Linked DNA regions of Homo sapiens: region 2 is linked to region 1. A link is a loop called in an ENCODE intact Hi-C map of the cell type or tissue named here. Cell type or tissue: GM12878. All regions are shown on one strand. Links, peaks and the distances in the headings refer to the core of each region. The heading gives the core; the rest is flanking DNA.

Evidence for each region. Hi-C counts contacts between places; a loop is a spot of excess contacts. Peaks named below come from ENCODE experiments on the same cell type or tissue, not always from the same donor. Only the 100,000 strongest peaks of a DNase experiment are listed, where the experiment ranks them.
Region 2: a loop joins it to region 1, with 2.4 times the contacts of the local background. A loop is called at or near these places in 13 of 110 quality-filtered maps.

Annotation. Positions count from the first base shown.
Region 1 is chr12:98,364,354-98,379,820 of GRCh38, reverse strand. No RefSeq gene overlaps it. Among named protein-coding and RNA genes, the nearest start is that of TRD-GTC1-1, 130 kb to the left of the region's middle. In GM12878, for the core only: a CTCF peak has its summit at 6,661 (motif pointing right); a DNase peak (open chromatin) is centred at 6,664.
Region 2 is chr12:98,216,460-98,231,926 of GRCh38, reverse strand. No RefSeq gene overlaps it. Among named protein-coding and RNA genes, the nearest start is that of MIR4303, 230 kb to the right of the region's middle. RefSeq lists a cis regulatory region at 4,342 and enhancers at 4,258-4,427, 9,510-9,679. In GM12878, for the core only: no CTCF peak of the experiment used is centred there; a DNase peak (open chromatin) is centred at 6,896.

The DNA of each region.
Region 1 (15,467 bases), core at 3,131-11,130:
AGCTACTGCATGTGATAGGTGTTGCTGTTCCTATTTTACAAGTGAAGAAATTAACACTCATGAGGTTTACTGATTTATCTCAGTTTCCATAGATAGGAGTTAGAGTAGTGGTTCTCAACCTGAAGGGACACTTGGGAATGTCTGAAGACAACTTTGGCTGCCACGGCTGGTGGTGGGGTGGGAGTGGGGAGGAGATACTAGTGGAATCTAGTGGGCAAAGGCCAGGAATGCTGCTAATATCTCCTATATGAAAGAATTATGTGGTTTCAGTAGTGTTGAGGTTAAGAAACCCTGAGTTGGGGAAGTGGCAACAAACCAGGTTTTTTGATTCCTAGTTCAATACTTATTTCTCTACAAGTTTTACAAGACAGTGGTGTAGTAGAACTGCTGTCAGTAGTCCTAAGTTTCTCCAGGCTGACGTTGCTCTGGCAGTACATGCTGGTGTCATCTGGAATCATTTTAATGGGTTGTTGGGTCCACTCCCATGGTTTCCTTCAGAACAGGTTGTAGGCTATTCTGAATATCACCTCTGGGTGTCTCATGACCAAAATTGGCAGTATGTGATTTTTAGGTAGTTAGAGGAAGAATCTCCTTATGATGGAGCCAAGAGGATATCTTGTGGAGAAAAATGAACTGGAAGTTAAGAAAAAAATCTCATTTTGCCCACCCATGTAAATAATAATTATCCATATATACAGTGCTTTATCATTTTCAAAGCACGTTCATATTCCTTCAGCAAATATTTGTTGAGGAGAAAAAAAGTGCCAGGTTCTGTTCCAGTTCTGAGCATTCAGTAGTGATGGAGACAAAGTGCCTTACTTTCTGGAGTTTTTTAATGAGAGGCAGAAAATATGCACAATAAAACAAGTAAGTATCAAAATACCAGGGAAGGTAAGTGCTATAGAAAACAATAAAGCAGAGGAAGGAAACTAGGGAGTATGGTGTTGCCATTTCACATAGGAGGGCAGGAAAGGTCTAACAGTATTTTTGCATAGACATGAGAACAGGAGGCAGGGAATCATCTGGATATCAGGGGGAGGAGGGTTCTGGGAAGAAAGAACAGCAAAAGCTCTGTGATTGGTGTGTGCTTGAGTGCCAGTTTAAGGAACAGCAAAGAGACCAGTGTGGGTGAAGTGAAGTGGGCAAGGGGGCAACTGTGAGGAGAGGGGCCATAGAGCTAGCAGCAGATGGACCTTGAAGCCACTGGGGGACTTTGGGTTTAACTCTGATTGAGATGGGGAGCTATGGAAGAGTTGTGAGCAGCGGAATGACATGATCAATCATAGTGCCATGATTGCACATAGTAGATCAGTCCGGCTGCTGTGTTGAGAACAAACTAGAGGAGTCTAGGTTTACAGTCAGGAAACCAGTTCCAAGGCTACTGTATCAATCCAAAGAAGAAACAATAGTGGTTGAAACCAGAGATGTAGCATTGGAGGTAGGTATATTTTGATGGTTGAGCCAACAAGATTTGCAGCATATATGGAGTATGAGATAAAGAGAGGGGAAAGAGATGGCGCCCAGGATTTTGGCCTGAGCAATTTTCCCATTTGAGATGGTGAGTCTGTAGGAGAAGCAGATTTGATGTGCAACATCAGGAAGTCTGTTTAAATGTGTTAGTGTAAGGTGCTTATTAGACATTAGTGGAGATGTTGAGTTATATTGCATGGCATATAGCATATCCAATGTTATAGCATATCTCTCTTTGATCAAAAGCCAGGATTTAATTAACATGACCATTGCTACAACATGATGGAACTGGGGTGAAATAGTACTTTATGTGATTCCAACACCAATGTCCTTCTACTGACAGAGAATTCTAGATATGAGTCAGTATATGGAAAGAATACCATACCTTCAAATACCTTCAGTTTCTAACAACTGTCTTTAAACCATGCTTCTCTGTGACCTTCCCTAAAAAGCAAGGAGTGGTCACATTGGGACAAAGGCACAGGTCACATCCAAATAAGACAACTTGATTCCTAAAGACTGCAGTGTGCATATGATTAACCAAGTTCCATATTGAACCCTTTATGTTTTACACATGTGAGTCCCTTGGTTTTCAGTGGCTGTCTTGCAAACAACATGCAGTTGAATTTTGAATTTAGATCTTATCTAAGAATGTATGTCTTTTAAAGAGGAGCATAGAACCTCATCACATTGATTGTGATTATGGAATGTTAGTTCTTACTGCTATCCTATTTTAGGTCTTTCTTTGTATATGCCTCCTTGACATTTCCCCCTTTTCCTTTTAAAATCTTGAGTCACTTTTTCATGTTTCTTTTGATCTTTTCCCTCCAGTGAACATATTCTATTTTTTTCCAACTAGTAGCTACCTTTAACTTAAATACATATTGAGTCTAAATTTCCTTATTTACATCAAGAATAAAACAGCATCTATTGCCTCTTCCCTTGTGAGATGAGATAATTTAACTTCCTTTACTTTCTTTGGCTGCTGAACCATTTCAAGGTTTTGGCCTAAGAAATCACAGACTAAGAGCATATGAGGCTCTTATTTTGCAAGAGGGGGAAACTGAGGCCCAGAGAAGTAAAAAGATTTACTTCTTCTGAAAAGCCCCATGTTCTGAAGAGAAGAATTGGAGAGCTAGACCCAGACACAGGGCATCTAGTCTATCCTTCACTGTCAGCTTGGACAATACTCAAACAGCCCTTAAAACTCTCAGACAGATGAGAAAATATGCTAGGTTTAGAGACTTAAAGAAAATGGATTTCTCAATTCATTGAATTTAGATCTCATCTAATTCTAATTCATCGTAGAAGTTTAAAAGCTTTTCAGGAAATTCTTCCATCTCTATAATAAATTTTTTTTTAGCCTATGTTCTATTAATCTTTCTGTTCATGACGGAAAGCCTTTTGCTTAATAATATCCCCTCAAATATTTGAAGACTATTCTTAAGTCTCCCCATAGACTCCTTTTCTCCAGAGTAAATAATCTAAATTCCTTTAAACTTTTCTCATAAATTCTTCTTCCCATTCTTTTATTAATCTTTATCACTTTCTTCATTTTTTTTCTATCTTGTGAAGCCAGGAGAGAACAAAGTACTATGATACTGATTGTATAGTTCACACCAAACTGTGAGTTGAGGGTGGGGGCCACTTCCTATTCAACTTTGTATTCCTAGATCAGAGGTCGGCAATTTTTTTTTTTTTTTTTCCTGAGGAGAGCCAGAGAGTAAATATTTTAGACTTGGCAGGCTGAGAGGCAATGTATTCTTTGAGCGACTATTCTCTCCAAAAGGCTAATACTCTGTTTTATATTTTATATTAAAAATGTACGAATCATTCTTAGCTCAAGGGCCATGCAAAAATAGTGTGGCTGGTGGGCTGCTGTAGATTACTGAGCTTTGCCTTAAATTTTAGCACAATACGTGGAGCATAGAAGGCATTTGATAAAGTTTGCTGAATAAAAGAATGCATGCATCTATGAAGATATTTCCATAGCTTGTCTTTTATATTCTTGTTAACACTTCTATGATGTTGCTGACTCAATGAGCTTGTCCACTAAGATCTCCAGATCTTCTTCTGTCATACATACATGGCCAGCGCTTTTGCATGCTGTTTGTACCTGGGAAGTTTTGTTGTTCTTCCCTTAATCTAAGCTGCAGTAGGGGTTCTCTATTAACCTTCATTTGCTGGTGGCTTTGGATCTCACCTTTAATTTAGTGAGGCTGTTTTGAACTTTTGTTTTTCCAGTGTATTCAGCAGCTGTCCTAGTTAGAAGTCATCTGTGAACTCAACAAGTAAGCCCAGGCAACTGATAAAACCAAAATGCTGGACCCAGTTTAACTCCTCAACTGGGGCTCCCAGCTCTGTTTTCATTCTTATGGCTTCCACCTGCCTTGTAGGGATGGGGGAGCTCATTTCTACTTATTGTTCTGGAATAGATTGGAAGGAATCAGACAGGTTCACAGAGAAGGCTGGCACTAACGACAGAAGGAAAAAACCCTTCCTTTCTTTCTTCTTAGTCTTTGGGCCTGTAGAGAACACTTGTCACAGCCTGAGGGAGAGCTCTGTATTAGAAGAATTTCCATTCTGAGTTGAATTTGGATGAAGCAGTCTTGAGCATCACAAATCCATAGCGTCAGGAAGATGGAGCTGCTTTACAGAATGCCTAGAGGCTGACCCCTGAGACTGAGCACATCCTCCTGCCACTGTCTCTTTGTCCCCACCCCAGTTTCAGTTGAATTAATTAATAGGTGCGCAGAGACTTTTCTGATCAAAGTCCCCTATTTAGCTGCAATGATCTTATGTGGGTACCTGTTATCTCTCTCCACTAGGGTCCAGTCAACAAGAAGCCATGTCTCTTCATTCCTCTGCATCCTGCCTTGGTACACAAAGGGGCGATTAGAGTTAGCCAGATGTGATGTCAAGGCTGATGGGAAACAAGGCAGGGAACATTTCTTTTCCTCCAAGCTCCTGACTAGCTGTTAGGTGGTTACAACTTTCAATCTGAGGGAACTGGGAAAAGCTTTACCCTGGTTCCCTAGAGGTGAAATATGTTACCTATAGCCCATTATATCCACTCTCGCTCCTCTCTGCTCCCCTCCCCTCTGTGTGGCTGAAATTGCTGTGATTGCTACCATTTAAAATGTCCTGGAAAGCTGCATTTATTTACAATTGCTTCCTTCTTAAACAGGTGGGGGAAGTTGCAAAATAGCTAACCCAGTGGTGGATCAATCTTTAACATTTCTTTCAAATGTGGAAGGAAAGAAGATGATGACAATTTTAAGGGTCTATTAGGTGGAAATGATCTACGAGGGATGGCGGACAGCTGAAGGTCACAAATCAGGCACTGCCTCTGGCTCAGTGATTCAGAAGAATAGTGGAATGGGAAGTGTGTTCCTGAGTTTTATCAGAGTCCAAGTTTAGGAATTTATCAACGTGTGCCTGGGATTTGCTGTAATGAGCCTCTTCACTCCTCTCATAAAACAAACCGGTGTCTGATTAAAGCTGGCGGGCCTTCCTTGGATATAGAAATGAATTCATTTAGAATTTTGGGAAAAACATCATGTCTTTGTCTGGCTTAACTGAAAAATAGCCTCATTGGTATGTGGGGATCATGCTTATTCCCCACCTGGTTAAAAGATAATGTCAATGCCATTGAATTTTCATATTTTCTATCAATAATGTTTGGAGAGCCTCTTTCAAGGTGTTTTCAATTCTATACTTTCTCTTTTTCTATTTTTGTCAGCGATTTTTCTTTACCCCGTGTAGGGTCAGGATGGACTCAGCTATGCTGCAGTAGCAGAAATACTTTGAAATCTCACTACCCAAAGACAATAAAGGTTTATTTCATTCTTATACATGTCCATCACATTCTGCATGGCTACCCTCCACGTCGTTTTCTCTCAGTGACCCCACCACCAAGAGCAGGGTTTGGCAAACTTTTTCTGTAAAGGGTCAGACAGCACAGTACACAGCTTTGCTGGCCATGTGGTTTCTATTGCAGCTGCTTAACTGCCATTATAGCATGGAAACAGCTGCAATGTGTAAAGAGATAGGCATGGCTGTGTTCCAATAAAATTTTATTTATAAAAACTGACAGAGGACTGGATTTGGTCTGCAGGGAGTGTAGTTTGCCCACCTTGTGGTGGCAAGGGGAAGGAAATGTGGTGAATTTTGCAGCGCTTCTTTAAATCTTAACTTCCACTCACATTTTATTGGCCACAGCAAGCCACAGGGCCACATCTAACTTCATGGAGGTACAGAAAGTGCAGTGCTCATTTGTGCCCAGAAGGAGGAGAACCAGAAACATTGGTGGACAGCACCATTGAAGACACATTCCTTTCCTATTCTTTTTAGAAAAGTCTGGTATTTCTAGATTAGCACTTCTTCAAAAAGCATCCATTAACTGCAGTCTACATGTTTTACAACTCAGTTGCTGTGATCGGAACTAAACAAATTTAGGAGATGAACAGGATCAAATTTCCAGGAGTCATTCTAAATAGTAAGTATGTGACTTCTTTTGACAGAGTCTCGCTCTGTCGCTCAGGCTGGAGTGCAGTGGCGCGATCTTGGTTCACTGCAACCTCTGCCTCCTGGGTTCTAAGCAATTCTCCTGCTTCAGCCTCTGGAGTAGCTGGGATTACAGGCACGTTCCACCATGGCCGGCTGATTTTTGTATTTTTAGTAGAGACAGGGTTTCACCAAGTTGCCCAGACTGGTCTCAAACTCCTGACCTCAGGTGATCCACTCGCTTCGGCCTCCCAAAGTGCTGAGATTATAGGTGTGAGCCACTGTGCCCGGCCGTGACATTTCTTTTCTTCAGACCACCAAAGTTCTGTTTGGGTCCCTGAACTGTTCTGGTGAGATTAGTTTCAGCCATCCAACTCATTCTCAGGTGTTTAGATTTCTGGTTAGATTTCTGAATCCAGACAGTGACCATATCCTCCCTTGCCTGTTTTTGTTTTTTGTTTTTCCTTATAAGTCACAGACATCTTGCACTCTCTCATCCTTCACTAGGATAGGACTGAGCCTGGGTCTTGCAGACCACATTGGGGATGGGCAAACTCTTTCTGTATTCCCAGGGGAGACAGCAGTTCCCACCCATGTGCCTCTGGAGCCTTCCCTTGTCTTTTAGCATCCATTTCGTTATCTCCAGGTTTGCATATTAGGAAAGGAGATTTCACTTCATCCAGAAGAGGGCACTATGCACCAAGTCTAGAATATTCAGTTCCTTCCAGTGGAGGCACAAATTATGGGATTAATGAAACCCATATTCAAACCCTGAAACTATAGCACCTATCATAAAACACAAACCAAAATACCACATTAAGAATGTACTCTACAAAAAGAGGAAAACAATGCAATTTCTTAGCAACTTGTACATTTCAGAAGGTACAAACTGCTTTGTTAAATCAACCAAACAATTTTAGGGGGTGCTCCTCTTCCTTTCTTACTGACTTAGGCTCTTTGAACCAAAGCCTGCCCTACAGTTGGCCACTTACACGATGTCCTTAGAGCCTTGGGGGCCAAGGCTGCAGGTTTGGTCCTGTTGAAAACAGAATAACTTGCTTCTTTCAGGCATCTTCTTCCATTAGGGAGTGAATAACATGTCAGAGAAACTTCATGCCAAATGCAGGCGAAAAATGAAATACAATAATTCCCTATGTGCTAAAATGGAAGATGCCAGTGTTTTATAATATGGAGAAAGTTTGAATGGGGAACTTAGTGATTATACACTTTTTGTCCCATTCTCTCGGTCCATTTGTACTTAAGCATCATCTCTCTGTGGTGTGTTCTTAAGAGAATCACCCAGACCCTCCCCCAACCTTTTTTTTTTTTTTTTTTTGCTGCAACTTCCTACTTAGCTGCTAAGCGTTCTCCTTGAATCTTGACTATGACTATCACGTTACTGAGCCCTCCCTGCTTCAGTTTTCTTGTGTGTAAAACAGGCATAATTATAGTGCTTATCTCTGAAGATGTCATGAGATTTTTATTATCATGCATTCTTTTGTTGTCTCTTCTCAAAAGTTTGCAGACTGTTTTAACCTCTACTATACTTTTTTTTTTTTTTTTTTTTTACAATGCTGCCATGTAACTGTCTCTGGAGTAAATTTATTCTCAGGCATATTATTTATCAATCAAACATAAGATATTAAATATTTAAAGGCAACTCTCTGATGGTATCCTTCTCTTGGGGTGAGGTATATACAGACTTTTCCCAATTAGTCTTTTTATTATCACACAGAGCACTCAATATATGCTTCATGGCCTATGAAACCTCTCCAGTGGATTTTCCCTGAAATGCTATCCCTTGGAATTTTATCCCCTTTCTCTGGTTAAGTTCCTGGATTAAGTCAGGTAAAAAAAGATATTAGTAAGATTACATTAACAGCAGATGACATTAATTTGCTACTTTCCATGTTCTAGGCACTATGCTAAGGACTTTATGTATATTGGTTTATTTAATCCTCATCAAACTCTTATGCAGTATCTCAATTTTACAGATGAGGAAACTGAGGGTGAAAGAAGTCTAGCAACTTGGCACAAATCACACAACTAGAAAGTGGCAGGAGAAGCTGGTCCTGCTCATGGTACATTGACTTCCGCCCTACACTAGATTTTCCTAAAATGTGTTTCCCTGAGGAGAAAATCAATATGCAAAAACAGAACTCTGTCCCACAATCTGCAGCAACCAGCCTTGGAAACTAATCTGTTATTTTTAGTAACTAGCCCAGGAAGTCAGCCTGCTATCTCTAAATCAACTTGCAGGAAGTCTGACCGCTGTTTCTAGAAACTGGTCCAGGAAGCCAAACAATAACTCCTGTAGCCGTTGGCCCCAAATTGCCAAGCTTGATTAACAACTGACAGTATCTCTAATTTTTGTCCTTGTTTCCAATTTATAAATATCCAGAGTAAGCCAAATATGTCCCATACCCATCAGGTAGGATGCCCCGCTTGTAGTTAGCCTGCCTCCAGCTTCCCCAGGCCAACAAGCCTCCAAACAGGGCACACCTGAAGCCTTCCCTTTTCTCCATGATGAAGCTTTCTCACTCCTCTGCCTTTGAGTCTTTGCCAAATGCAAGTGATAGTGGCTGGTTCCCTTGCTATATAACAAGCTCTGAATGAATAAGGAGGCTTTGCTTGTTCTTGTTTGGTTGGTTTTCATTTGTTGCCACATTGGTCACCATGTATTTTCTTTGGTCTATGCTGAATCTCTTTCATGTCCCACATCAATCTACCTACTATGCTGATTTATGTGGTTTCATGTTAGAATAGTCTTTTTTTTTTTTTGTATTTGGGTTGACATTTCAACTGCAGAGAATTCTCAGTCTTTCTGTCTAAAATTGCTCATGTACAAACTTAAATCACGATGACTTCATCCACTGATGAATTGTGTTTCTATAGCTTTAGCTACTTCTGTTCCAATTTGCTATTACAGTTGCCTGTCCACTGCTTCTCTCAAATGTTCACTTTGGTTCAGTGTCTACTTTGGTCATTAGATAATGCCTTCACCTTTGCTGCTAGAGAGAGGATTTTTAGACATCTGACAGGCATTTTTAAGAAAGAAAGCAACTTCGGTCCTGAGCACTGCAGATCTTCCCCACTGCTCAGAAATCTTCTGTATTGTGGCTGCTTCCTTTGTCACATGACTAAAGCCTGTCCCTTCTGTCCTGCTCCAGGGATTAAAAACAGTCCAGCTGCTGTTCAGTCTGGGATTTTCATGTCCAACTAGTTCACGTGTCTTCCAATACCATGGGTTGAAAAATAAACGTAGTGTAATTCTGTGCAGGTTGCATCTCAGCTAGAAAGTGTGGATTTAGTCCTAAATTGTATTATTTGTCAGGGTAGTTGGGCTTCACTCTGGGTTATGCAAGAGCTGGTTGTATAGCCTGGACCACTTCATGGACACTTATTGTGTGTCAGGGATTGTATTAGAGAATAAGGAAACAAAGATGTATGAGACTCTGCTTCCTAGGTAGAGAGACAGGCCATGCACAGAAAAGATAGGCTATAACACAAGGTCTTCTACTCTAAGTGTGACATTAGCTACTTCTCTTGTTGGCGCCAACAACAACTGGGTCTTATCCAGTACTAGCACTTGTTTCAGTGTAGCGCAGTGCAGTTGAAGGCACGTTTCTATTTAGCTCACTGAACTGTGATCCCTTGATAACAGGGACTGACTCTTGTCTACCTGCTGTGTTGCCAACAATCTAGCCGGTACCTCATTCATAGTAGGCAGGTTGACGGTCTGAGCTATTTGATCAAAAAGAAGTTCAAGTCGCAGCTCTTTTACATATTAATTATGAGAACTAGGGCAAGTTAGCCTTTCTAAGGTGCTGTGATTTCATCTGTAAAATGGGGACAATAATAATTACTGCAACCCACTCTACCTCATCGATCATTTCCACATCATTGGCATGTATTACACACTCAATATCTTCTGCTATAATTATGAATTCAATTACCTTGAAATTCCAGTGATACAGATGACACATACTTAGAGTTGAGAGGAAGGAAGGATTGCTAAATCACATCCTGAAAATTGGGTGTTATTCTGGGGTGGAAGCCAATTGAACCCATTCCAATGTTACATGGCACGAGCACAAGCCATAATGTTATGTAGTGCTTCTGAATGGCACACGGTAAAATAAAAGCTCTTGCTAATGATAGGGGCATGAAGAACATGAATTCGTTACTTAAAATAGGAATGGAAACATTTGGGCATGCCCATTTCACATCAAGAGTACTGGCAATTCATCCATCCACAGATGCATGGCAGAATCCTGATTTATTTATCAGTGCTTCAGAAGAAAGGTCTTGGTTGTGGGGAGAGTTGAATAAAGAAGTTGATGGATTCTAAGGAAGGGAAGAATTTAGTTAAATACATTTTGTAGGGAGAGAAAACTGGGAGGGGCTCTAAGCTTAAATGCTCCCATTTCACATATCAATGCTGTGAATCTCAATTTCCCCAAATGAGGCTAATGCTATGTGAGAATTGAATGGGGTAACAAATGTGAATGTACCAGTGCAATGCCTAATATTTCTTGAATACTAGAAATAGTCGAATATTATTTTTCTTTTTCATTCTTTTGTGATAGAAATGGTAACACTGGGAATTGTGCAGTATACTAGGGCATATATAAGATGGGAAATGAGTGTATAAAAAATCATCATTATTTTATTCAGAAACAGTGTGGCTGAGTCTGCTAATTTTCCTCCAAAATCATTCTCCTTTTTTTCTGTTGCATTAGAATCCTTCATTTTAGATGGGCCATGTCTGCTTGGAATAACAACTCCATTTCCCAGTCTTTTTTTTTGAAGCTAGATGTAGCCATAGACAATGGGCTGTAAGAGGAAATAGTGTGTGCAACTCATCAGATGTTTCTTTGAAGAAAGATTGTGTACTCTCTTCCTCCCCTTTCCTTCTCTGCTGCCCGGAGTGTTGATGTGGTGCCCGGAACTGCATGGAGCAGTCATCTGGGCCCCAAGGTGAAGGCCTTGTTTAAGGATGGAGGAGCCCGAGTTTCTGAGGACTGTGGAGCTGCCAGCACTGGACATCCAATGCTTATTGGAGGGAGAACATACATCTGTCTTTCCAAAGCCAAGTGGGCTTTAGTCACTTGCCGCAAAACGTGATCTTAATCCTTATTTCATCATTGATACAGTCATGGAAAGACATGGCTTTAAAAGGACTTCAACATTTTAAGACACAAAGTCAAGGCCCAAGAGGAATGTGGGTTCCTTACAATAACTTATTTTAAAAAATGCCATCCAATCAAAATAAGGAAGGAGAACAACCACTTCTATTCTATTGGGTTCCAGTATGAAGGCTGGCCAAGTCAAAGCTTTGATTTCACATAATTTACTTATGAAAGAGACATAGATAGTGTCAGCATGCACAGGTTTCTATATTCTAAACTTCGGCATCAATTTGGCCATTGCAGTCTGAAATTGCCAAGAATCATAAGAGGATGGTAAAATAATGGGACTTCTCTTTGGACTGGATTTTGGAATGATGTGTGGTAGTGCAAATATCATAGCTATGGATTTGATATTTGTGCTAATGCATTTTAGAAATCAGGACCGTATTCACAGCATAATCATATCACTTAGCATTTGTATCTTATTGCTGACAATTTAGTAATTTTTAATGATTTGATAACATTAAAAAGTAAGTGGTCTAGAAACTATTTTTTCCCCTCAATTTCTGAAATAATAACTTCATGTTTATCTGCTGTCCATGGTGCAGATGCTGCTGGCTCACCCTCTAGGGAAGGGGCCCATCTTAATTGTAGTAATTAGGTTTCACGAGGTATTAGTTAACCTGGAGGCTAAAGTCAGTTGGAATTATTGTTACGAGTCTTCCTTTCCTGTGTATCTCTTGGTCATCCATTAATATGGAGACCCATTAGGGGTCGTTCAAGCAACTGCTGGGGCTAGCCCTGCTTCCCACTATCAACTGCTGGGGCTAGCTCTGCTTCCCACTATCTCTGCAAAGGGTTCCCCAGTATTCCAGCTGGAAGTACTTTTGAATGGATTTCAACAGATATAGTAGGTACCACTCAACTTGCCCTTCAATTTAGCATTTTGTATTTTAAAAGTGCACTTCAATGGCTTTATTTTTCTTAATTGTAGCCAATGCAGTGTCTTGCATATAGTAGGCACTTAATAAATGCTTGTTAATTTTTCCCCAAGGGGCAGGGTTGGCTGAGAATGGATGTTGGGCAAAGTGGGCTTCACTGTGGTCATATTTTAAGTATGATGTTGGTTCTAAGTATAGGGTGAGTTTTTAAACTCTGAATGGTTAACTTATCACAAATGCCTCTTGCAGATCACTCCCAGTGAGGTAAGTGGTTAATAACAGCTTGACTAGTAAATGCTAGTGATTTAAAAAAAAATGTTGGCCAGGCGCGGTGGCTCAAGCCTGTAATCCCAGCACTTTGGGAGGCTGAGGTGGGCGGATTACCTGAGGTCAGGAGTTTGAGACCAGCCTGACCGACATGGAGAAACCTGTCTCTACTAAAAATACAAAATTAGCCAGGTGTGGTGGCGTGTGCCTGTAATCCCAGCTACTTGGGAGGCTGAGGCAGGAGAATCGCTTAAACCTGGGAGGTGGAGGTTGCGGTGAGCCGAGATTGCACCATCGCACCATTGTGCCATTGCACTCCAGCCTGGGCAACAAGAGAGAAACTCCATCTCAAAAAAAAAAAAAAAGTTAACTGAAGAGGATTAAATTTATCATACTTCTGAGTTAATGGTAAATTAGCATCACTGTTATGTGCACGGTTCCTTTTATTTGGCTGTTTATTCTTTTTTGTCCCATCCCCATTTCCTATGGCCAGTCATCTAATGTTTTTAATATGCATCTTTTCATTGTGTGGTGTTTGCAAAATATAAGAATAATAATAAACACTTATATAGAACTTACTTTGTGCCAGGCTTTGTTCTAAGTCTTTTATGTGTAATCCTTCATTTAATTCTCATAACAACCTTATGAATTACTTACCTTTATTATTCCCATTTAATTGATGAAGGAACTGAGGTATAGAAAGGTTAAGTAACTTGCCTAAAGTCACACAGCTAGTAAGCAACGGAGTTGGAATTTGAACCTAGGCAGTTGAGCCCTGAAGTCCATGCTCTTTTTTTTCCTTTTTTCTTTCTTTTCCTTTTTTTTTTTTGAGGTGGAGTTTCGCTCTTGTTGCCCAGGCTGGAGTGCAATGGCGTGATCTCGGCTCACTGCAACCTCTGCCTCCCGGGTTCAAGAGATTCTCCTGTCCCAGTCTCCCGAGTAGCTGGGATTACAGGCACATGCCACCATGCCCAGCTAATTTTTGTACTTTTAGTAGAGATGGGGTTTCATCATATTGGTCAGGCTGGTCTCAAACTCCTGTCCTCAGGTGATCCACCCACCTCGGCCTCCCAAAGTTCTGGGATTACAGGTGTGAGCCATCATGCCGGCCAAAATCCATGCTCTTAATCACCAACCACACAACTGAAATGTATCCTGTGCTTTGTGTGTATGTATTTTTAACTTCTTAAAATGGTATTGTATAAATAACATTGTCATAAATCTTGCTTTGTTTCTTACTTTTCCACTCAGAACTTTGCCTTTAAGAAGCATCCATGTCGCTACGTCCACTTGTGATCCATTCAGCTGATTGCTGTACCCCAGGGTGAACATCTATCACATTTTCCCTCTCCACTCTCCCAGGGATGGTACTCCAATTTCCTGCCTCCACAAATAATGCTGCAATGAACATCCTCCCTCAGGACTTGTGGGAGAATCTCTCTGGGATCTAAACCATGGTTTTTCTTCATGAACTAAATGTGTGCCTTTTACGAAACATGAGGCTGGTAAATGTAGAACAATTTTTTTAAAAAAGTGACTTATGCCATAGCAGTCATGTTTCAGGCACTGTTCCAGATGTAGGATCATCTCAAAGTGAAACAAAGGTATTCATTTACATGAAATCAGAATCCTGTTATTTACTAAATAATCACTTGGTTTATGTTTATTTACGCACTCATGTGCTAGTATTGGAAGGCTGACATGGCATAGCTAAGGCATACTTGCTCCCAGCATAGTAAGATGATAAGGGCTTGGATTTGGGGTGACATTGGTGCAGAGGTCAGATTTGTTGCTTGCACCTGTTTGAATAGCGTCAAGTTCCTTAAATGCTCCAAGGCTCAATTTTCTCATGTATAAAATGGCAATAATTGTTTTTTGTGAAGATTCAATGAGATAGTGTATGTAGAGAGCCTAACACAGAGCCTGGCATGAAATAAGCACTCACAAAGGTAGGATAATCCCTCCCCTTGGAAAGCTCCCAGAAGAGTGGAGGAGCTAGATGCAGACCCAGATATTCACAATGCAGTGTGTAAAGTGGTAGTGCAACATGGGCAAAGTGCATGGGAGCACAAGAGAAAGACAGTGAATATTACTAATTGCCATTGATTTCATGCCTACCTTGTTCTAGATACTGTCTATATATGATTTTATTTTTTCTGGCTCTCTAAGGTGAACTCACTATTTCTATTTAATAGAATTAGAAACCAATGCTCAGTGACAACTTCCATTCAAAATCACTTATCCAGTTGTTGTACAGAAAATTTGAATCCCTCTCTAGCTGATTGCAAAGTCTGTGTTTGTTTCAATGACACCAAAGAAAAGCTAGCATTTGGTCTGGATCATGAAGAATGAGCAGGCATTTTCTAGGTAGACAGAATATGCAAACATTTTCCTTGGCACCTTGACTTTGGGGTCTTTCCAAAGAACTGGATTTTTTTATTTATTCATTATCATCACGTGTGTTTACCCAGAACTTACTGTGGCTGGATGGTAGAAGTGCAAAGACTAAGAGATAAGGTCTCTGTCTTTCAGGGGTTTATAATCTCTTCAGAGAGATTGACTACATACACATACACCCCCCATAATCAGATGGATAATGATACAAGGTTGCATAAGTTACATGCCAGGGAAACACTACTGGTATCAAGTGAGTTCAGAGGAGGGAGAGATCACTGAGGGCTTAGTGGTCAGGGTGAGGACTGAGAAATAGGTGGGACTGCAACTGGGGATTGACATGGGGAGATTGGGTTGGACACTTGGAGCAGGCACAGTAGTGTCATAGGAAATGTAAGGGTTGCATTCAAAAGGGGAGCACATTACTTTGAATTTACGGAAAGTCAGATTTTACTCTTAAAATTCCTTGAAGTATACCACAAAGTATAAGCTCTCATATCAATTCTGTGATGTGCATGTGGCTTCTGTCTTCAAGTTCAGCACGGTCACTCTTCCCTACAGAGTTAGTATAGATTGCTACTTCTTTGGACTACATAGCCCCTTCTAGCCTTCACATTTCTATAGTTGGTCTGTGTTTGGGATGGTGTTGAACAAAAATAGCATTGCTTTAGTCACTGGAGTCAAATCAGCAGGGCAAGATGTTTGTACTACCAGATCCATGAGGCAACTGAAGGCTGGTGGAGGAGCAAGGAAGGTG
Region 2 (15,467 bases), core at 2,699-10,698, 150 kb after region 1:
TTTTACATTTTAATGTTTGGTAGGGCTAATCTTACATCATAATTCTTTTTCCCTGCAGAATCTTCTACTATTCTTCCTTCTTTCTCCCTTATAAACTTTAAATCAGTTATTTTATTTCCAAAAAAATCCCCTTGGTAGATTTTTGGGTTTGTGTAAACTACTAATCGGAATGAGAATTAACATCTTTATGATGATAAGATTTCCTTCTAAGAATGTGGTTGCCTTTCCATTAGTTTAAATCACTTTTGTTTGGGCCTTTTTAAAGACTTTTTCTTTTTTTTAAAGGAGTCTTGCTGTGTTGCCCAGGCTGGAGTGCAGTGGTGAGATCTCAGCTCACTGAAACCTCTGCCACCTGGGTTCAAGCAATTCTCCCTGCCTCAGCCTCCCGAGTAGTTGGGATTACAGGTGCCCGCCACCAAGCCTGGCTAATGTTTGTATATTTAGTAGAGATGGGGTTTTGCCACACTGGCCAGGCTGGTCTCAAACTCCTGACCTCAGGTGATCTACCTGCTTCGGCGTCCCAAAGTGCTGGGATTACAGGCGTGAGTCACCATGCCTGCCCTTAAAGACATTTTAACACTATTTTATATAGCTCCTGCACATTTGTTGTAAAGTTTATTCATAAGTATATTACATATATTTTTGCTTTTGTAAAATGAGGGTCTTTCCCATTATTTCTTGTAATTGTTATGTGTATACATGAAGGCTATTGATTTTTATATATTAATTTTTTTAGCAGTACCATACTGAATTCTCTTAGTGTTTATAATAATTCCTCAGTTTATTTTCTTGGGTTTCTAGGCAATCATTTTATTTGCAAATCATTTTTTTTCTGTCATTTATTTCATTTACCTAATTTCATTGCCTAGCTAGATGCTCCAGGGTAATATGAAATATTATGGCACAAGTGAACTTGTTCTAGATTTAGTGGGAATCTACTAGTATTTCCCTATTAATCGTGATATTAACTTTTGTGTTAATATATATGTTTACGTATTTATCATATTAATGAGGTGTCTGTTAATATTTTATCAGTTTTTTTAAAGTTAAGAATAGAGATTATATCTTATCACATGACCTTTTAGTACCCATAGAGATGGTCATATGTTTCTCCTCTCATCTGTTTAAACAATTTTTACTTTTTAAATTTGAATTTTATAAATAGATTTCCTAATATTTAACCCTAACCTTCCTTCAATTCCAGAGTAAATTCCCTTTGGTTATGATGTTTTATCCTTTTACAATGCTTTCTGAATTCTGTTTCTCCATGTGTTACAGTACTTCTACATTAATATTTGTAAGAAGGATTGGTCTTTTGTTTGAATTTTTAAAAATTGTGGCATAAATGTTATGTTAGCTTCTTGAAGCTCTTTTTTTCTATGTTCTGGAAGAATTGTCATTCTTTGTCTTGTCTGGTGTTGTTTGCCCTGGCCATGATTGGATTTTTAATTATTTAGGGTATGATATTTTGGGGTCAATACGTGTTTAATTACTGATTTGCCTGGAGTGAATCACTCAGCCAAATATTTTGCCATACAGAATTTTTAGCCACTTAAAAATACAGCGTCATATCTCGGCACAGCCATGCTTACTCCATCCTCCTAAGCCAAAATGGACCACATATTGACAAATCCCTACCAGTCCTCCAAGATCCTGTTCAAATGGCACCTTCATGAAGCCTTTCCTGTTCTTCCAATTCTTAGATGGTCTCTTTCTTTGAGGATAATTTTCCGATTTTCTTTATAATTTTTTTATGACACATCCCATTTTTCACATATTTTTCAACAGATTCATTAAATGTCTGCAGACATTAGACAAAATGCTCCCATAATGCTATACTATTTAATCCTTCCCACAGTCCTAAGATTTGAACACTTTCCAGATAAAGGGATGCCAATCTAGAGAGAGTCAATAATTTTTTTTTAGGTTACAAAGCTGATAGGCTTCAAAGCAGAAATGTAGCCCAATTCTGTCTGATTCCAAACCATATACTGTTTTCACCAGATCATGTTGTTAAAATAGAAGATCATCTTTATGATTATTTTGGGCATGCTTCTTTCTCCTCTATGAGATTCCAAGGCCCTGGGTCTGGACTGTGTCTTATTTCTTCTGGAATTCCCTATGTCTTCTTGCACATGGGAGGAAGAAAACAAAAGCTGATCAAATTGCTAGAAGTGAACAGAGCGAGTATCTCAAATTTCGTTCCAATAAAGCTTCAGAATGAATTATGGAATTTTGCTCATGCATTTAATCCCTATTTATAGTCCATTAATCCACACATTTATAAGTTCTTGGTGAAAGGCTTTTCAGAAGGATTTTTGAAGCTATGGAATATGGGGTTTGCTTTCATTGCCATCCAACTGTGGAGCATTCTGGTGGATATTCTCTGGGGCTAGGTCAGTGGGCAGAATTTCCAGTGTTAATTATCTGCATCCTATCTTGATGCTGGAAAACTGCAAGGTGTTGCTTGTCCATCACCTCCGGGGTGCCTGATTGCTTTCCAGGCAAGCCAGAGCCTCATCATACTTTCATCTAGAAGCGACAGCTTCCTCTTTTCAGTTCTCATAGAACTCTATCTGCACCTCTCCTTTGACCATCTCTCACTTCCTACCTGGCATTACAATCGTGTATGTGGATCTCTTATTTCCCTGATGTGTGGTAAGCATCTTAAGGTCATGGACCATGTCTGATTCATCCTCATGTTCCCCACTGTGCTCACTGGGTGCTTGGCACATAGTAGGAGCTCAATACAGTTTAAAAAAGTGATTAAAGTAGGTTCTAAATTCAGCAAATATTGCTCCTCCTATTTTACTGGTACCATTTCAGCATTTTTGCTGCTGCCCACTATTCATATGGGTGGTATGAGCTGAAATTGCTGAAGAGAGATGTAATTTCCCTTGTTAATATAATTACTACCATATATTATCACAGCGCTAAAGTCATAACATTCTCATTTTCAGTGGCCTATACACATCACCAGAATTATCTCTGGAGGAGAAATTTATCATGTTTGTTTTCAGTCTCAGAGTGAAATGCTGCCAAGTTTGGTGAATACGTGCTCAGCCCCGTTTGAGTGACAAGTGAGTGAATAAATGGGGACATTTCACCTCTCATGAAAAAAAAAAAAAACAACAAAAACCGTCAGGCTCTTATTTGCATCCAGATAATTTATTAACTGTTTGGATTCCTAATTCAGGGCAGGGGGAGGGTAGTGAGCATGCTTTTCTCTGCGGGTCTTTCATAGTTTGGGAAAATAATAAACGAGGAGCTGAAGAACCTGGAGAGGAAGGGGGAGGGGAAAGAATATTTACATTTTGCTCATTATGAGGGCAGCAGGCCCATCTGGGGCAGGCTAATGGCCTTGTCAGCTAAACTGAGGGTAGACAAGGACAAGATTTTCAACTGTGAGTGTGTGATCAGCCTGTAGTAGTCAATAACTCTAAGACATGCTTATTTTTCGTTTTGGGGAAAGAGATTCTGCTTCTAGCAGTCTTATCTCAGCCTGGGACTTAAAGGGGTCTTTAGCTGAAGCAAGACCAATCTGGTCCTTGTCATGTTCTTGGGTGGATAGAAGTGGGGCATCTAGGCTGGGTGTGGTAGCTCATGCCTGTAATCCCAGCATGCTGGGAGGTCAAGGTGGGAGGGTCACTTGAGCCCAGAAATTTGAGATCAGCCTGGGCAGCATAGTGAGACCCCATTTCTACAGAAAATTGAAAAATTAGTTGAGCATAGTGACATGCACCTATATTCCTATCTACTTGGAAAGCTGAGATAGGAGGATTGCTTGAGCCTAAGTTAAGTTAATGTTACAGTGAACTATGGTTACACCACTCTACTGCAGCCTGGGTGACAGAGCAAGACCCTGTCTAAAAAAAAAATAATAAAAGGCAGGACATCTGTTCTGCACTTTGGTATTGCTACTGGAAGGTCAGCCATGAGGTGCAGGCCTGGCGCTTCTGTGGCCATCCACGTCCTCTACCCAGAACTAGCTGAAGACAGCACCAGTGACAAGGTGGGTCCCTGCAGGGAGTCAGGGCCTCTCATCAGGGAATCTAGGCTGCAAGAAAGTGGCAGAGGCAAGTTCAGAGTCCAGGAGCTGGGGTATGGCTAGGATTTTAATAAGCCAAGAGAGGGCTCCTACAAAGAGACAGAACCTAAAATAAAGGGTTCCCAAGGAACAGACTCCAAACTTGGGCACTAGAACTTGTAACTACTTTACGTCTCCCTCAGAAACATCCATTTCCTAGCTGCATCATCTCCAAAGTCCTTGGCCTTGACCCTTCCTAGCTGTTCTTCGACTGCAGTGGCTTTCAATTCTGCTGTGCATTAGGGTTGCGCTGCGGTGTGTTATGCTAGGGAACCTATAAAAGAGAGATGTCCTGTCTTCTTCCCTGGACATGTATGTGTTTGTATATACGTGTATGTACACACAGATACATATTTTATAAATATAATGCAGACGTACACAGTTATGTATTTACCCCTAGGAGATTTGAATGCATAGTCAGGTCAAGAACTGCTATTAGATGTTGTGAGAGGAGGAAGTAGAAGCTTGAGCATCCCCTGGAGGCCAACAGGAACATTACCGGAACAGAAGCGCTCATGGCAAGTTCATAGCTTACAGCTACTATTTATGAAATACGGACTCTGTGCCAAACACTTTCTTTATGAACTCATCTGATTTCATATGTCTCTACAAAGTAGATTTTATTAATGCTATCTTAGAGATGAGAACGCTAAAGACCAAGGTCCCACAGTTGAACTGGACCTTGAACCCAAGTTAGGATGGGACCATTGCTTCCTTGATCTGCCTGATTCATATGGTTATTGTAATGATTTCAACCTGAGTTATAGGTTATTATAGTTTTAAGTTTAAGAGTTTGGGCTCTAGAATCAGACTTAAATATATTCAAATTCTGGCTTTGCAATTTAAAGCTAGGTGATTGGGACAAATTACTTAACTTCTTTGACTGTATTAGTCCGTTTTCAAGCTGCTGATAGACACATACCTGAGACTGGCTAATTTATAAAGAAAAAGAGGTTTAATGGGCTCACAGTTCCACATGGCTGGGAAGGCCTCACAATCAAGGTGGAAGGTGGAAGGTGAAAGGCACATCTTCCATGGTGGCAGACAAGAAAGAAGTGAGAACCAAGTGAAAGGGTTTCCCCTTATAAAACCATCAGCTCTCATGAGACTTATTCACTACCATGAGAACAGTATGGGGAAACCTACCCCATGATTCAATTATCTCCTACCGGGTCCCTCCCACAACATGTGGGAATTATGGAAGCTATAATTCAAGATGAGATTTGGGTGGGGTCAGAGCCAAATCATATCACTGACCCTCAGTTTTCTCACCTGTACAATGGGAATAGAATGGCTGAGATGCTTAAATGAGATAATTCTTGTGAAGCTTGTAGGATACTGGCTGGTTCAAACTAAGTAACTAGTAAGCATTTCCTGTTATCATCAGAACTGTCTCAGGAACCAGAAGCAGGTTAGGAAATACAGGTGTCGAGCTTAGAAACCCAGCTGTGAGGAACTGGAAAACATATTTCAGAAAGATGTATGGGGCATGCTGGTGCAGGCTTGTATGAACTTTCTATGCCAGTCTCGATAGGTTAGGACATGGGAAAAATGAGGAAACCTGCAAATAAAGTTAATCAATGATGCTCTTAGGTGCCTCCTTTCCCAAATTCCTCCTCCTTGAAACCCCTCCCCCCATTGCTCCTCCATCCTTTCTGTCTAATATGCTCTCTGCCAGCTGTGATTGAATGCTTGGATCCAATCTCAGGTGATAATGGCTTAAGAAGGTACCTGTCCTAGGAGTATTTTACCTTTTTTAAGAGATTCAATTAACCTTCAAGACCTGAAAGAATTAATCTGTAATGATATAATTTAAGGCCCTGTGAGGGGTAATGGGAAAATAGCATTGGGCGGAGGCTTTTTCCTTTGGTCATTCGAAATGGAATGCTGCTTTACCTGCTCAAGGGACTGCCACCAGATGGTCATCTGGATGGCAGGGACCACCTCCAATTTATCTTAGAATCCTCCCAAGTCTTGTGTTTGGCCGTAGGGACACAGTAAATTCTCAAAATCTTTTTATTGAGTAAAATTTACAGAACATATTTAGTTGTCATCTTAATGTTGCTTCTGTTTAGGTATTCCTGAATGCTTAATAAACTTTACTACAAGGTTTTGAAATGTGAAAACAATTAGTGAAGTAAGTGATTAAATTTTATACCCTTAATCATTTTAACTTTTTTACTCTGTGTTCATTTTTTTCACATGCATTCATTCAGCAAATGTATATGGAGTGTCTATTCTGTGCCAGTCGCTGGAGGAAACGTTTTGGGTTGAGGGTCTTCTTTCCAGACTCTTTGGGCTGGTTTTCTCCTAGTCTTCTTGAAGTTGGGCCATCTCTTTTTCAGCTCTTTCTTCACCATGTGAATGCCTAGCTTTTTGGATCTAGCTGTTCAGGCACCCTCTTTCTTAAGCTCCTGACTCTTTCCTAGTCTCACTGTAAGTGTATCTTGGAAGGGTGTTTATATTCTATGTATTCAAAAAAGGAAGTAAAAAAAAAAATCCATCAACCCTCAGGTAACAGTTAAATCTGATGGAGATTTCACCAAATGAATTATGGAGTCCATCTCTTACTTTTATTATTTAGAACCTAGTCTTGCTGTGACTCTTGGTGAACTTGCAGCTCTGATGTTAATAAATAACTCATCCTCGGTCACTTAGCTGGCTTCCAAAGGAGATTGTGTGCAGAATGTCCCCCCCACACCCCGCAGCTGTATTAGTGTGTGTTGAGGCCAGCCCTACATTTGGAGTAAAGGGTGAAAAAAACGTTAGTCATTGAATTTTCAGTGATAGTAGACCAGAGAACAATAACTTTGCATTTTGACCATTTTCACACATGTAGTTTTCACTTTCGGTTGCATTCATTTTAGTTTATTGTTTCAATTTTTCATGTTGGACAATTTTGACAGTTGAGAAGGCAGTGACTCTGGGGACCAGCTGTGTGAGCTTTAAAATATGAAAAGGGGGAAGGGATGACTGCATGATGACAGAGAGCAGAATGAGAGTAGTGGGGCCAATGTGGGAGGGTATAAGAGGAGACAGAAAGGCAGAGGAGACGACAGCATGAGGAAAAATGCCAAGTATGGAAATAGATGTCACTTCTTCCAGGGCCTGGCCAAAGCTCATATGATACTCTGTTATAGCCTTTCTGCAGCAACAATGCTCATTCAACATTGATTTATGGTGTTTGGGTTTACATAGCCCTGGCCACATACTGCAGAAAAGCAGATCACATGGAGGGTGGGTAGGGGAGAAAAATGTTTTAAGGTGCAACCCCTCTCTTGGCTATTTCCTGATTCTCTCTTGGGGCTGCTTTGTGAAGTGAGGTGGCAGAGGTAGTCTTTTTGTGCTGAGTGGTAGTAGGTGGAATGGGAGACGCATAGACTTTGGAGCCAAACAGACCCAGGTTGGAGTTCCAGTTCTGCCACTCACTGGCTGTGCCACTTAGGCCAAGTGGCTTCACTTCCCTGACTCTTCAGTTCGAAATCTGTAAAATGGAGATAATAATAAACATCTTGTAGGACATCAGTAACTATTAGCATTGACTTATTGCTGTGGTGGTTAATTTTATGTGTCGACTTCTTCACTGAACCACAGGGTGTCCAGATATCTGATTAAACCTTACTCTGGGTGTTTCCAGAAGAGATTAACATTGGAATTGGTAGACTGAGTAAAGCAGATCGTCTTCTCCAATGTGGGTGGGCATTGTCGAATCTGTTGAAGGCCTCAAGAGAACAAAAAGGCAGAGGAAGGGAGAATTTGCTTTTTTCTGCCTGACTGTTAGAGATGGGGCATCAGTCATCTCCCTGTCTGGGACCAGGATTTATACCAATAGTGCTCCTGGTTCTCAGGCCTTCAGACTCATACTGGAACTACATCACTGGCTTTTCTGGGTCTCTAGTTTACAGATGGCTGATTGTGGGGCTTTTCATCCTCCATAATGGAGAATGAACTCTTCATAAAGGAATTGAGCATGAGTCAATTCCTTATAATAAATCCCTTTAAACACACACACACACACACACACACACACACACATACACATTCCAATGGTTCTGTTTCTCTGGAGGACCTTGATTAATACACTTACTAATCTATGAAAATGGCAAATAATCAGTAAACAGCAGCCATTTTTAAGATAAGGAGTCCTATAAAATAGAAGCAAAGGTAATTTAGTTTTACCTGAGCTGACTCTAATTATGGGTGTATGTGAGTTGACAAAATTTATGATCACCTATTTTTACATATCCTTGTGTAGGTGTATTTTGACAGTAAATTCCTTTCAACGAGGATCGATAGAGTACCTACACTGTTACAAGCACAGTGCATATAAACAATGGTAAAACAGAGGCTCATGCATTCTAACAGCCACAAATAAGCAAAGGAAACAGATTTGCATATAACCAACTGACCCAACCAACCGACCATCCAACCAACCAACCAACCAACCAACTAGCCAACAATAAGACAAATGTTAAGTTGGTTGGTTTGAATAAAAGACTAGGCAAGCTTGAAAATGGAGGTGATTAACTTTGTCTGTGTAAGTAGGGAGGACGTGAAGAGTAAAAATTTACTAGGGTTGAAGGAGGGTGGGTTATCTATTCAGAGATTCCAGGTTCAATTAAGACTTGGAGGACTAACTTGACGTAGTTTACGTGGAGGAGTGGCCAGTAGACTGGTGTGGTGGGATTGCTGGGCACTTGGGAAGGAGTACTGGGAAGTAAGGTTAGAGAGACAAATTGGGGCCAGAGTCTGAAGAGAAAGACAATGGGTTGCAAAGGTGGTGAATGAATGCAGAGTTGGAAAATATCCCCCAAAGGACAGGACTGCTGGAGAGAATTAGAGGAAGATTTAATAGTATTCAAATTCATGAGACTAGTTGTTATTCATCTTAGTACAAGATAGAAGGAAAGGAAAAGTTCAGCCTGAGAAAGTATATAACACTAGGAATTATATCCCGACTGTGAGGCTGGGCATCCCAGTGTTTTCTGGAGAAGAGTGGGTAGAGGATTCCCTGAGAGCAAGCTTGTGAAATACAAGGGGTCCAAAGTTTCCCAGGTACGTTGCCATCCCTGAAACACCTTAGACAGGTTTAACTACACTTGTTTTGCTGGGACTTCAGTGGCATGGATCAGGAAGAAAGGGGAAGCAGCTGAACCCAGTATGACAGGGGCTGCAGAAATGCTCTGATCATTAGCTAGTCCAGGGCACATGAACTGGGCCACCATGAAGGCATTTAGAGGAAGGGGACTGCCCAGTGAATGAGTGCCCAGCTTATACCAGGTGCACCATCCTCAGAGGCTAAGGCAGTTTGTTCAATTCCAGACAGTCCCCTGACTGGGAAGTCAATGTCCCTAATGATTTCCTTCTTTCGGTCTGGAATGATTCAGAACTGGGTTAGATTGAGCCTTTCTTTTTGGCAGACAGTCAGCAGTCATCTTCTTTCCCCTTTTTAAAATGCCTGTAGAATAGGAATACTGTTATGGAAATTAGTTAGCAGCTGCTCTACACGAATGTTTAGAAAATTAATATTACTCACATTATACAGTATGGAAGCAGAATTTTAATGAAGCACAGAAACTACAGGCACATTGACCCTTTCCCCTTATCAGAGAAATCTCAGAATGCCTCACTTTCCTTGAGAAAACTTCTCATTTCCACTAGGCTTCTATAGGCTTATTAGTGACAAAAATAGCACATTCACAACCCAAAGGAGCAAATATTTCAGAACATATTGTACTAAAATATGACAGTGTCAGCTAAACCATTATCTATACTTATTTCTCATTATTAATTCTTAACAGTTAGCTGTTCTTTGTTGCATGGTAACCGGATTTGCCATACTATAAAAAATGCTTTAAAGTCCTAAGTGTCAGACTTTGTTCGCACTAATTCTGTTAGAGATGATTGTTATTTGCGCTACAGACTGCTGGGGATGTGGCCTGCATTGAGTAAGAATATGGGATAGGAGGGAATTGGGGTGAAGGTGGGATGTCATAGGGAAGGAGAAAATAACCCACGAGTCAACTCAGAAAAGCCCGTCTTTGCAAAGTCGAACCTAGAACCACCTACCAAGGTCAATACATGTGGCCTCAGTCAATACTGAAAGACCAGAGGGATTTAGTTAATGGGGTCAGGAATGTTATCTGAGGTGTGTGAGACCCCTGGAGAAAGGCTGCAGAAGGAAATTTGAGTGAAGAAGGCAGAGAACAATTAGGGTTGAGGGATAAAAGGAATCCGGCTTGCAGGGGGTCTTCAGCTGGCATGATGAAAAGGAACACGCAGCATGAGTCAGGAGCAGCCCTGGGACATGTTCCAAAGGTGAAAGAACATCTCAATCAAAGGAAGCTCAAGAAGGAAAAAGAACGGCAAACTTCTCCAACAGGTTGTCTGCATTCTAAGTGATTTATGATTTCAACCCATGCAAAAATGTGATGTTCTCTGGTGCCAGGGAACAGCAAGGGTGTTCTTGCCAAAGAAAAGCATTGTTAATGTTCAGGGAGGTGTAGAAGTGGTGATTGGGGGGTGGGGGGCGGGCGGCGGAGGGGGAAGAACCAGAGCAGTGGATCAAGAGCTGGGAATTACATGGAGAAAGAGGTTTATTTGCATTTTGTGGAGAAGTTTGCTTTACACAAATGTGCTATATGTAGTGTCCTGTATTCATTATTCAAATATACTACTATCCACCTTGGGAAGAAAGCGTGTGTGTGTGTGTGTGTGTGTGTGTGTGTGTGTGTGTGCGTGTGCATGTATGCATGTGCCCAGATATCTGATGCTGGGTGTGGGTAGGAGGCTGCCAATCTTTGTCCTCACCACCACTGAAATTTACTGAGCATTCACTGGATATAGACACTGGGTGTTGATCCTGAATCTGGTGCTTGTTACTTGTTACAAGTGATACTTGTTAACTACAGTATGACACTGAAAAATCCACAGTGGTGTGCTGGTGCCAGCTCATACCAGCTTGCAACCTGACATCAGGTTGGTAGGTTGAAACCTGCCATGGTAGGAATGTTAATGCCACAGAAATTGGCAAATGTTGCAAACAAGGCTTTCCTTGTCTCTGCACCTCTATCCAAAGAGCTGGGTGGTAAACATTTACCAGCACGTCGCTGGGTTTTTGCCTTTCAGATGCAGAGGAAATAGTGAAAGGAAACAGCTTCCTTCAGAGACAAGTATAGCTACTCCCAACTCCTTGCCTGTTCTTCCACATTAATCCGCTGTTCGAGAGTGGCAGTTGGTTCACCATGGAAAGAATATGAGCACTGCCATCAATAGACCTGCACTGGAATCCCCACTCAGCCATGTGTTTGTGTTACTGCCTTAGCTGAGTTATTCAGCGTGTCTGCGTCTCAGTTTCTTTCTCTGTAAAATGGGGAGATAGTATCTACCTTGCAATGCTGTCAGGTTTAGAAACCGTATCTCCATAATGGCTGCATTTGCTAAATCTCTGCAATTTACTCTGAAATGCGTTAAAAACGATGGCTTGGTAAATGGATAGTGAGATGGATAGAGGGATGGATGCATGAAAAGGAAGTATTGCAAAATAGTAGAATCCAGGTGGTGAGTAGATGGGTGTTCACTGTAAAAAATTGGTAACTTTTCTGTAATTTTCATAAGAAAATGCTAAAACAAACGAAGCCTATTAAATAGTAATATTGACAAAAATAACAACAGTAAATCCTAACAATAGTAGATATGACTCATCCTGTCACTTTCCCTCTCCTTCACTCTGTTCCAGCCCCAGTGACCTTACTGGTTTGGAATATTCCTGTCCCTTCTGCACTTGTTTCCTCCCACCTAGACTAATGCTCTTCCTTCCCGGATTGCTCTTCAACCCCTTCAAGTCTTTGTTCACATTTTACCCCCTTGTTTGGGCCTTCACTGGCTACCTGTTTATAATGGCACACTTCACCCACTGGCATTCCCTATCTAGCTTGGCTTTATTTTCCTCTACTTATCAAAATCTGCCTTACAATATATTTTACGTAGTTTATTGTCTCCTTGCATGAGAATGTAAACTCCATGAAGGCAAAGATTTTTGTTTAGTTGGTCGCTGCTGGATGTCTAAAAGAACAATGCCTGGAATGTCATAGGTGCTCTAAAAATATTCCCTGAAAAAGGAATGAATAACAGCCTTGGCTGACTTACGGCTAAGCCCCAAATGAAGGCAGCTGTCTCAGTTTGGGTTCTCTCTGAAGCAGATTCTGATATAAGAGTTCAAATGTGTAGGAAAGAAAAATGATTGTTTCTTCAACCGTCATAATTTCTTGGTTGGAATAGACCCCTGTAACAGATAAGAGAAAAACAGTTTATTAACATACATATTTTATGTAGATGGGAGACACCCAGGAAATGAGTAGTTCTCAAAGAGGTGGCTTTGAATTCCAGCTTAGGTAACATCTTCAACAAAGAACAGTTACCTTTTTAGAGAAGGAACAACACAAAGGAAAGGATTTTGAGTTTCTGGGGGGCAGCAACTTGGGGAAGGCAAATAACTGGCAGATAAAGGCTTGTTAGTAAAGCTGGTTAATAGATATTCCTCTGGTACCATCTCTAGGCTGATAAGGGTCTAAAGTTCTTCAGTGGCCAACGTTTGTTCTTCCTGGTAGAAACGGGGGCCAGGACATCTTTTGTCTTTGTAAATCTGTGTCCTGCTTTTACGCAAATAGAGGGAGAACAGAGAGCTTTCCTGTATTTGTTGCTTCGAATGGTCTCAGATCATAATCCTTACACCAGAAGAGGCGTATTTTGGGGTGGCATGTTTCTGGTCTCCTGGAAATGCAAGTAGATTACTTGGAAGGTGATCCCAGGGTACACTGATTAGAGAGTAGAGAATTGAGACACAGCTAATAAAGAATATATTGTCAGGCAAGTTACCACTGTGAGAACCTGGAACATCCCCGGGCCACGGTAGAAGCCAGTATAAGACATGCACCTCAGAGTCATCCTGTGGGGTTTTGGAGTTGGGGTATTTATGTACCAATTCCTATCCTTAGTTGAGGGCTGCTCCCAGAGGTGTAAATTTCCTGACACTTCTGTGTGTTCGGGGAGAAAAGGTATAGAAAGCCAAAGAAAATTCTTAGGCAGGGGACGCAAATGCCAGCCTTTAGAAATCAAGCTGGTACGTAAGGAAAAGGTATGGCGTGGAAGGATATGGGTGGAGCATCCACAGAATCTGCCTTGTCACCCAACATTTTAATGCATTGAGGTCTCCAAATCAGCATTATGAGTTCGTACTTCACATTAACATCACTGATCCTAGAAAAATTCTACAAAAAATCTGTGCATTTCCTCCTTAAAACATTCCAACTTAATTTTACCACTTAGATCCTAGATGTTTTGTCAGTTAATTAAAAAAATCAGAGCTTGTTTAGTATATGGAGGAGAAATTATTGTTTTTTGCCTATTATATTAAGATAGTGTGTTCTTCTTTGGCAATGCCCTAACTAATATTAATCTCACACATTAAATAGGAGCTTCCAGAACAAAATAATATTCATAGATCCAAAAGCAAATGTGCTGACATTTTAAAAATTTCCCAAAATACCAACGAGTTCCAAACTGGAATTAACTATCTCATAACAAAACCTCATGTTTCACTGATTGCTGCTTATGGCTAAAACTAATAAGTTGGGCCAAAGGGAGAGATACAGATCCTCACAGTATAAACAAACAAACCAAATTACCACTCCTAGAGACAAAAGGTTATTTGGAACTTAATGATAAGGTCACAAGGCTTGAAAGAAACATAAACACTTATGACCTTATCTGTCATTTTACCTAAGACCACACTTAATTTTTATGTATATAAAGTTAAAGCACTATTCAGTTGAGTGACCTTCATCTGAATAGTTTGCATTGTGGAAATCTAAAAAAGGATAGAGTGGCTGGGCTCGGTGGCTCACGCCTGTAATCCCAGCACTTTGGGAGGCTGAGGTGGATGGATCACGATGTCAGGAGTTCGAGCCCAGCCTGACCAACATGGTGAAACCCCATCTTTACTTAAAAAATACAAAAATTAGCCAGGTGTGGTGGCGCACACCTGTAATCCCAGCTACTCAGGAGGCTGAGGCAGGAGAATTGCTTGAACCCAGGAGGCGGAGGTTGCAGTGAGCTGAGATTGTGCCACTGCACTCCAGCCTGGGCGACAGAGCGAGACTGTCTAAAGATTAAAAAAAAAAAAAAAAAAAAGGATAGAGCAAGATGTTGAGCGGATATGTAGCTTTTAACTGGTTGTGTTAAGAGGAGCAGTAGGGAAAAGATCTCCTTTTTAGTAGGTAGGCAGATTTGCATTCAACTTCCTTTCCTTCCCTTCATTCATTCTGCTGCATACTAGAATGTGACCTTGGTGAGTTATTAATCTTCTGGTTTTTCAGTTTTCTTCAGCATGAGAATGGGAACTGTAGTACCTCACTCCCCACCCTATCACCTGCCTTTCCTGCTCTTCCTACCATGGATGAAATGAGATCATATATGCAAAGTACTTAGTTGAGTGCTTATAAGAATATCTGTGCTTAATAAATACTAGCTAATTTTATCATGTCCATTCACTCATTTGTTCAGCTATATATATATATATATATATATTTTATTTATTATTATTTTTTTTAATTTTTTATTTTTGAGACAGAGTCTTACTCTATTGTCCAGGCTGGAGTGCAGTGGCATAATCATGGCTCACTGTAACCACCTCTTCCTGGGCCCAAGAAATCCTCCCATCTCAGCCTCTTGAGTAGCTGGGACTACAGGCATCTATCACCACATCTGGCTAACTTTTTGTATTTTTTTTGTTTTTTGTAGAGATGGGGTTTTACCACATTGCCCAGGTTGGTCTTGAACTACTGGGCTCAAGGGATTTGCCTCCCTCAGCCTCCCAAAATGCTGAGATTACAGGCATGAGCCACTGCATCTGGCCCTTAGCAAATTTTTATTGAGTGTCTACTATGTGCCATGTATTGCTCAATGTTCTTGGGATACATCAGTGAGCAAAAAGTCACAAAGATCCCTGCTCTTAGGTGTTTATGTTTTAGTGGGGAGAGGGGATATAGCCAATAAGCAACTGATAGAGCAGATAAGTAAATGATGCAGTAGATTAAAGAGAATAAGTGCTATGGGAGAAGGAAAAAAGCAAGGAAAATGGGATCAGGAGTGTCAGGAGGAGGACATCTTGTAATTTTGCATATGGTGATCAAGGTGGGCCTTACTGAGAAGGTGGCACTTGAACAAAGATTTGAAGGAGGTGAGGAAATGGGCTGTGGGTGTCTGGGGAAGAGTGTTCCAGGCAGAGGGAATGGCCAGTGCAAAGACCCTGAGGACTCTGCATGACTGAGAAATAACAGGAAAGCCAGCTGGGTGAAAGCAGAATGAGTAAGGGGTGGGA